Linked DNA regions of Mus musculus: region 2 is linked to region 1. A link is a contact called in ENCODE POLR2A ChIA-PET data. All regions are on one chromosome and are shown on one strand. The core of a region is the stretch at or near the end of the contact, and the rest is flanking DNA. Distances in the headings are between cores, read along the strand shown. Region 1 holds the start of Lsm4 (LSM4 homolog, U6 small nuclear RNA and mRNA degradation associated). Region 2 holds the start of Ell (elongation factor RNA polymerase II).

Region 1 (3,935 bases), core at 779-3,278:
TGGCTTTATTTAATGTAGGGAGCTTTGACCCTTCACCTAGGTGACTTAAGTGACTTGTCACTGAGCAGTAGCACCTCAGGTTTCAAGGCTCCCGCCCCCGCCCCCACTCTGTGTGCAGAAGCATGGGCTAGCCAAGCCTCCCTTGAGGGCTGACGGCAACTTTGCTGGAACTCACCCAGTCTTGCTGCAGGGGTCCAAGTTCCCCGTCATGGGCTGCTTCTTCCCTAGGTATCTCAGATCCTCACATCACAAACCCTTTGGTCCCCATCTCAGAGCTGGATTCTGGGGTGACAGATACTCTCTAATCTTAGACATGAGGTCAGCAGACCCATTGACATATTTCTCTTTTCCTTATTAGTGACAGAGTAAAGTAGACCCGGCTGTTGTTGAACTGTCCATGAAGTGGAGGATGGTCTTGAACCTGTGCTTCTCCAGCAGTGCCTCCACAGTGCTGAGATAGTGCCCATTCTGCTCAGGCGCTGCTCCTCAGCACTTACTGCTTTACTTTATTGTTAGCGGTGGGGGTGGGGGCGGGAGCTCAGGGCTTCTATCCCTCCCGCTGAGCTGCAGTCTTAGTGCGGGAGTCTCACTCCATCACTTAGAAGAGCCCTGGGGAGTGTGCCAAGGGAGTCTCCCGGGTCAGAGGATCCCAACAAGTGAACTCATCGCTAACATTCTGTACCAGGGCCTTTCAGCAGCTTGGTCAAACAGCTGTCCTGCTTGGGACAGCTCAGGGTGGAGCTCTGATTCCATAACCAGTAGCCAAAGAAAATAAAAATAAATAGAAGGGCTAGGAGATGGCTCCATGGGTAAAAATGCTTCCTGATGAGAAGGCTAGGCTGACTTCATGACAAGCTTCAAACTGGCAGTTAAGGAGAGGTGGCCTAAATCTGTTTCCAAGAACTGGCCAATTCCAGACAAGTCCAGGCCTCAGAAGCTGCCCCACCACCTGGCCTGAGGCAAGGACAATGGGTAAGCAACAGTTTCCAGACCTCCCCAGTAAGTTTCCAGCCCCCGCAGCCCTGCCATGGAACGTCCATAGAGATGGACCTCACAGATTAACATAGAGGTCACCTGCCCCGGAATTTCCTAATGTGCTTTAAATCAAACCTCCAAGTTAACATGGGTGTCTATTTTGGTAATTCGAGACTCCAGCATGCTCAACTTCTGCATAATAAGACACTCTTTGAGTTTTCATACTATTTGAGTCCGGAATATCATTCTTTGGCACCCCTACTGGGCAAGCATGAGAACCTGAATTTGTAGCTCAAGAAGACACATTAAACCATGGTGGTGCACACCTGCAATCCCAGCACTCACTAGGATCTCTGGAAGGTCGATACCAGCCTGGTCTACATTGTGTGTTCAAGGCCAGCTAGGGATGTACAGAGAAACACTATGTTCCTCCCAAAATGATAATGATTTTTTTTAAAGCAAGGATTAAAGCTTGATGGCCCACAGTGGCCATCCAGCAGTGGAGAAGCCGAGTCGGGGTCTAATGCAAGTTCATGATCGGCTAGCTTCAGCTGCCACAGAAGCCCATCTCAAAACAGGAAAATCCCAGAGATTTGTTTTCACTTCCTGTCGCCAGGGAACGCCAGACCTGCCGTTCGTGTTCAAAGATTCTATTTGAGTTGGTAAAGACAAAGAGATCCATAAGGGCAAGAATGGAAGGCTAGAGCTGGGCAGTGGTGGCGCACGCCTTTAATCCCAGCACTTGGTGGGCAGAGGCAGGCGGATTTCTGAGTTCGAGGCCAGCCTGGTCTAGAGTGAGTTCCAGGAACAGCCAGAGCTACACAGAGAAGCAATGTCTCGAAAACAAAACAAAACAAAACAAAGAATGAAAGGCTAGGAGCGCAAAATAGGCACCGCGCGACTCGCATGCATTAGCCAGCTTCGCCCACAGTGTGGCGCCGAATTAGGCGCCGAACCAGATCCAGGAGAGCACCTCTGCGCAGGCGCCCTTTCCCAACATACACCCCGTAGTGGGCGTAACTTGTGCTGCGGCCTTTTGCGTCGTTCTAGTGTCGCACTTTACGGCTACCTCTCAATCCCACCGTAGAAATACGGTGAGGCCGTCCGTCTTGTTCCGTAGGTACCGCCCTAGCCCGTCCCGATTGGATAGATGTCCGTTGAGCTGCTCGCTGATTGGTCATAGTTTCTGCCAGTCTTTTTCAGTCTGGGGCGCGCGGTGGGCCGCCGGTGGGAGCGCGTGTGTCTGTGCCGCGGCGGAAGTTATCGCTGCAGGGAAGATGGTGAGGGCCGCGAGGCGGAGGGGCGCGCGCAGGGTCTTCGGGCTGCTGAGAGATGGGGGAAACTGAGGCCGGAGTGACCGGTGTCCCTCCAGGGCCCCAGACGGTCACCGTTGGGGATTTATCTCTTGATGGACACGGTTTTTGCGACCGGAAGAGGGACTATGATCGTTTCCGGGGCTTGTCACCGTCATTGATAGGAAAGCTGCGTTTCCGGGAAATGGGCGGGCTTAATGGCTCACGTGGGCTTCGTTGCCCTCTTGATGCTTATCTGGTGTCTGACCTCAGCTGCCCACGCCTTTGGCTGGAAATCCAGCTCAGAGAGCGGGTTGATTCTCTCCCTGGGACACACAGCATGTCTTGCTCAGGAAGAAAGGATTTTTTTTTTCTCCTAGTTTAGGCTCAGGCCTCCTCAGTTTGGGGACTCTTAGACCTGGCATAAACAAGTAAAGGAGGCCAGGTTTCCCCCTGCTCTGTCGAGGGGCGCGTTGGCCTAAGTGAGGAGAGCCACATATTCCCATCTCCCCAGTTCTTGATGGTAGGATATTTGGTTTGTTTTTTGGTTAGGCTTTCTGATCTGAACTGACATAATCCAGGCTAACCTCAAACTCCTGATCCTCTTGCTTCAGTCACTGGAGTATGGAAAGGACACGTGTATACTCCACATTTGAGTCAGGATGTGAGGCAGGGTCTCATATAGCCCAGGCTGCCTTTGAACTCCATTTGTATACATGCATCACTGTGAACTCCTGACCCTGCCTTTACTCCAGAATGACCCTGGGTTTTGTGGTGCAGGAACTCTAGGCCTAACACATGCTAGGTAAGCACTCCCCACTGGGTGTACCCTGAGCCTTCCTGAAGGGATGGCCAGGTGCGTCCAGGACTGGACACCCACCTCATGCAGGTGCGCACAGACACTCCCATATCTCTGCGGTCAGGCTGGTACAGGAGTGTCCCAGCTGAACATTCCTGAACTCAGAGCCCTAGACTTGGTTCTTTAGCTATCTCATCTACACACTGGATCCCAGAGAGTCTGGATGATGGCTGAGAAGGAATTTCCCTTCCTGGAACTGGCTCCTCTAATGGGAGGTGCTGGGACTGGATTCCAGAACGGGTGGCTATAACACCTGCAGCTGCTCTGTGTAAAGCTATGTCTCCTCCACTCAAAAGCCTGTGACTATCCCAGCTCCAGCCTCCCTGTCTGCCCTGGCCCATTTCACTCTGAGCTTTTTCTTCCTTCATTTTGGGGAGACATTCCTAATTACTTCTTTCATTCCTCTCTCCCACTGCACACACAGTAGGGGAGTGGGGGGTTGTGGTGGCCTGTCCCTACACCACACTTTTCTTACCTGTGGCACTGGACAGGATGCACCTGTGCTGGGTGTCCCCACCCCTGCGTGTTCAGCAAGTGTTTACTGCTCCTCCCTGCTGCAGCAGAGCCCACGCCCACACTGACCTTGTGTCTAGCCAGGGAGACTGATGCTAATCACCCATAATTAGAGAGCGGCTTCAGCTGCTGAGCTGGAAACAGGCTGGCAGCCTAGGGTGGCCATTAGGGTCCTGACCACAGGAGGGGACATGCTCAGCAGGATTGGGCAGAGAGTCTAGGGAAGGGCACCCTGGGTGGTGGCTGGGGCCCTGGCAGGAGGAACGAAAGTTGAGCAGTAAGGCTGGACCTTGCCA
Region 2 (4,011 bases), core at 1,058-3,557, 130 kb before region 1:
ATGTTAAAAACTTTATGCTTAGCCGGGTGTGGTGGTGCACGCCTTTAATCCCAGCACTTGGGAGGCAGAGGCAGACGGATTTCTGAGTTCGAGGCCAGCCTGGTCTACAAAGTGAGTTCCAGGACAGCCAGGGCTATACAGAGAAACCCTGTCTCCAAAAACAAAAACAAAAACTGTCTACAGGGCTGGAGAAATGGCTCAGAGGTCTTGACTGTTCTTCTAGAGGTCCTGAGTTCAATTCCCAGCAACCACATGGTGGCTCACATCCATCTGTAATGGTATCTGATGCTCTCTTCTGGTGTGTCTGAAGACAGCTACAGTGTACTCGCAGACATCAGATAAATATATCTTAAAACAAAAACAAAAGTGTCCACAGGTAAGCAGTGAGCAGCAGTAATTGATGCTGATCATCACATGAGTAAGAGAAGCTGTTAATTACACACACCAAAATATTACATAGTCATCAAAAAGGAACGAAGCTCTGATTCATCACCAATTGATGATCCTTGACAACAATCACACCTCAAAGGCCTCAGGTTGTAGGACCGCACTATGAAATACCCACAAAGACAAGCAGATCAGAGTTGCCAGGTGACAGAGAGGGAACAGGAAAAACTGCAAATGAGGACCAGGCTTTCCTTTGATAGAAATATTCTGGAACAGTCAGTGGTGTCGGTTGTGCAACATTGAGTACGTGTTGGATGTTGCGTTAAGAGTTGTTTATTGGAAAACCAGCGCGTGACGTGTGGGATATTCATCCAGTTGTTGAACTTTTAGCATCAGACATAATCAGCACTTCATCCTGTTTCCACAGTTCTTGCCCTGGTTCTGGGGATCCCCCCTATTAGCTGGACCGGGCAAGCCCACGCCCACTTGGTTTATGTAACCACGCCCACCACAAGCCTCAACAGACGCCCACTCCGTCCTGGTGCGAGCAGGCCTGGCACTTGACCCTCTGGAGAGCTGTGCCTAGACTCCACCCAAGGAACGCGGAAAAAAAGCATAAATATCAAGCTGAAAGGCCCAAGTTCAAGTGTTAAGGGTTCATGAGTAACACATGTAGCGGCGAGGTTAGGAGCTTGGAAAGATGGAACCGTCAGCTCTTATACTTATGAGCGGGTGGGGAATAGGCCACGTCGGTCAAGCGGTCAGGGATCTTAAGTCAGTTGGGTGGGAAACCCTTGAAAATTGGTTTTTGAAACGCGGCAGCGGCAACTCCTGAATAACTCAGCTTGCCCAGCGGCTGAGGCTTCTGGGGAGGGCCTCGGGAGCTTGGGGTCTGACTATGTAGCCCAGTGCATGAACTGAAGTAGGGCAGACCCTGCGACTGCGGGGGGCGTATCAGTTGGGCGTTTGGCGGGCAAGCGGTGGTCTGGGAAAATCAGCAAGCACGGGGTGGGGGAGTGGCCACGCCTGCTTCATGAATAATACAGCAAGTCGGTAGGCGGGCTTTACGGGAGTTTGGGGGCGTGGCCAAACGCGGAGCGCTTGGGGAGCAGTTCCTCGGTGACGCAGGGTTCCATGGGCGTTTGGGGGCGTGGCATAGGGCTGGTAGAGGAGGCGGGCTTCAACGCGTGTAGGCGTGGCTAAATATGTTTCTTTAAGGTGATTTTTTTTTCACTGGGGGCGGGGTGGGCTCGCTGCATATGAGTGACCATCTAGATCTGGCTGGCAACTGCGAACAAACGTGTTCGTCGTCGCGGCCTGGCAGTCTACCAACACGTCGGAGATCACGGCCAGTTTCTCATAAATAACACACTCACGCGACAGGTCGCGAGGCTGAGAGGGCTTTGCTGGGTTTGGGATGAGGATGGGTTTCCTGCAGTCTTGGGGTCGAGGCTGCCTTCGTCTCATGAATAATGCAGGAGGAGTCGTCAGGTAGGAGGAGCCTGTCTGTGAACTGGCGCACGCGCATGGGAGTTGTTTGCAAGGGAGGGAAGTTTCTTAGAGAGCTCTGAAGAGCTGTTTTAAGGCTATGACTGGCCTCGCGAGACCCTTAGGGAGTGGCCAGTTGCGCTGTGGTTAGTTTTTGAAGGCGGGTTTGGAGCGCGCGGGAAGGCGTGGCTAACCTCTCTTCTTGAATAATACAGCAAGACTCACAGTCTCCGGTCCCGAGAGCGGGCCTGTAAGTGCTTGGGGGCGTGGCCATCTGTGCGGGCCCGAGGCAAAATGTTCCTCAGCTCTGTCAAAGAAGGCACGCGCGCCCGGAGTGGGGCGTGGCTATGCTGGCCTCATGAATAATGCAGCACGTCGGCGGGCGGCGCGGCGGGGCGGGGCGGGTCAGGCCGGCGTGCGGGCGCAGTCGCTGAGGAGGGGGGCGGGGGAGTGATGGTTGCAAGATGGCGGCGCTGAAGGAGGCTAGGAGTTACGGGTTGTCGTGTGGGCGCGTGAGCGACGGCAGCAGGGTGTCGGTGTTCCACGTGAAGCTCACCGACAGTGCTTTGAAGGCTTTTGAAAGCTACCGGGCCCACCAGGTGAGCTTTGCGGCGTCCTGGCGGGTAGGCTGCGCCGTGGGGAGACACTTGCGGGGACCTGTGGGGGACAAGGCCGCGCGTCCACACCTGGCGATACCTTGACCAGCCCCAGTGACATCCTTCAGGTTGGCTCTACTCTTGTCTCTTTTTTTAAAAATAGGTCCTTTCTATGTAGCTCAGGTTGTCCCTGAACTGACGGCCATCCTCCTGCCTTAGGTTCTTAAGTGCTGGGATGACAGGTGTGTTTGGATCCACTCATAGAAGGGGTAGTTTGACAGAAACTTACTGCCTGGCCCCAGATCCTGCCACTCTTGTAACCCTGTTTCCCTGGATATTTTGGACAAGGCTGTTGTGTTTTTCTCACCGACGGAGGTGGTTGTGTTAGCCATGGGGGCTTCCTCCCCTGGGCACTCAGCAGGAGGCAACTGTAGCCACCACACTTGGTCTCTCCATTTTCCACTCTTCATCTGGGAGAAATTCCAGGCTTTTTGGTACTGCCTCCTGGCTTGGGAGTGGGGTTAGGGATCCTGGCTGTGTCCCTCTTTCCTGTGCCTCACTCTGGGTCACACCTTGATGCCCCACCCAAGCCACGGTATCACCCTGCATCCATCCACTGAGACAGAAGTTGCAGGACCCCAGGGGAAGTGGCTTGAGGGTTCATCTTACTAAAGTGACTGGGGTGTTGAGTCTGTGTCTGGGATGTGTGTTTGCCTGTGCTGGCTCGGGGGGTGTTGACGCGGTCGAGTGAACAGAGAGTAACTAGGAAAGAATGTGGTTTTCTTCCTGCCCAGGACATGTGCTGCACCATTGGCCAAGCCAGGAATTTATTCCCCATTCAGTGATCTGGGGAGCCTACCTCTTCCTGCATGTCTTCCCTTCACTTCTTTGAGCCACTTCCTGCCCGTGCCCGGGTTTTAGTTTTTTCCTTCCTAGAACAGGTTGAATCTCTTTGGAAAAAGTCCTTCTTCCCTTGTCAAAAGGGGCAGAAAGTGCCCCTGCAGGTGAGAAGGAAGAGGTGGTGAGGATTTGGGTGGCAGCCACTGAGTGACCAGCCCAGCCACTCTTCCTGGTTAGAATTCCAACCTGTAGTCTTTCCCCTTGGGCCATTCTGACTAGTCCTGGAGAACCAGGGCTTTTCTCAGAAACAGCTGGGCCAGAGCATGAGTCACTGCTGTCAGGTGAACTTGGTACCTGGTGGCAGTCGCTGGCCCTTGCTCTGCCACCCCTACAGCCTTCTCCAGCACCGCTGTCATACTGTTATTTTTAATTTTGCTGTGCATTACATCCCCTATCGAAGCCTGGTCTTCCTCTTGTGAGGGCACTTGTGGAATTGCAGGCCACTGTGCTCGGGCCCTGAGGAAGCCAGTTGTGTCTAGCTGTTTGACTACCAACCATAAGGGACTCTGTGTCTTGTGGCTGACAGCATTCAGTTTTGGGACAGTCCAAACCTGTGTTTATCTGGAAAGCTGACAGGGCACTTACTGGCAAGGCGACTTTGGAGTGTAATCTGTGGTCAGCATCAGAGCTTCACTCTATC

What was found. ChIA-PET counts read pairs that join two places held with the same protein, here RNA polymerase II (POLR2A).
Region 2: POLR2A ChIA-PET joins it to region 1 with 16 read pairs in embryonic stem cell. The contact joins the promoter of Ell here to the promoter of Lsm4 in region 1. POLR2A ChIA-PET finds 5 or more read pairs at or near these places in 4 of 5 experiments (Patski and embryonic stem cell).

What each region holds. Positions count from the first base shown.
Region 1 is chr8:70,671,203-70,675,137 of GRCm38, forward strand. Lsm4 (LSM4 homolog, U6 small nuclear RNA and mRNA degradation associated) reads left to right here and starts at 2,029. Exons shown (of 5, transcript NM_015816.4): 1 at 2,029-2,255. The coding sequence starts at 2,253.
Region 2 is chr8:70,537,368-70,541,378 of GRCm38, forward strand. Ell (elongation factor RNA polymerase II) reads left to right here and starts at 2,308. Exons shown (of 12, transcript NM_007924.2): 1 at 2,308-2,474. The coding sequence starts at 2,340. It overlaps Gm51534 (a long non-coding RNA gene), which reads right to left and starts at 2,162. Exons shown (of 2, transcript XR_003947400.1): 1 at 2,101-2,162.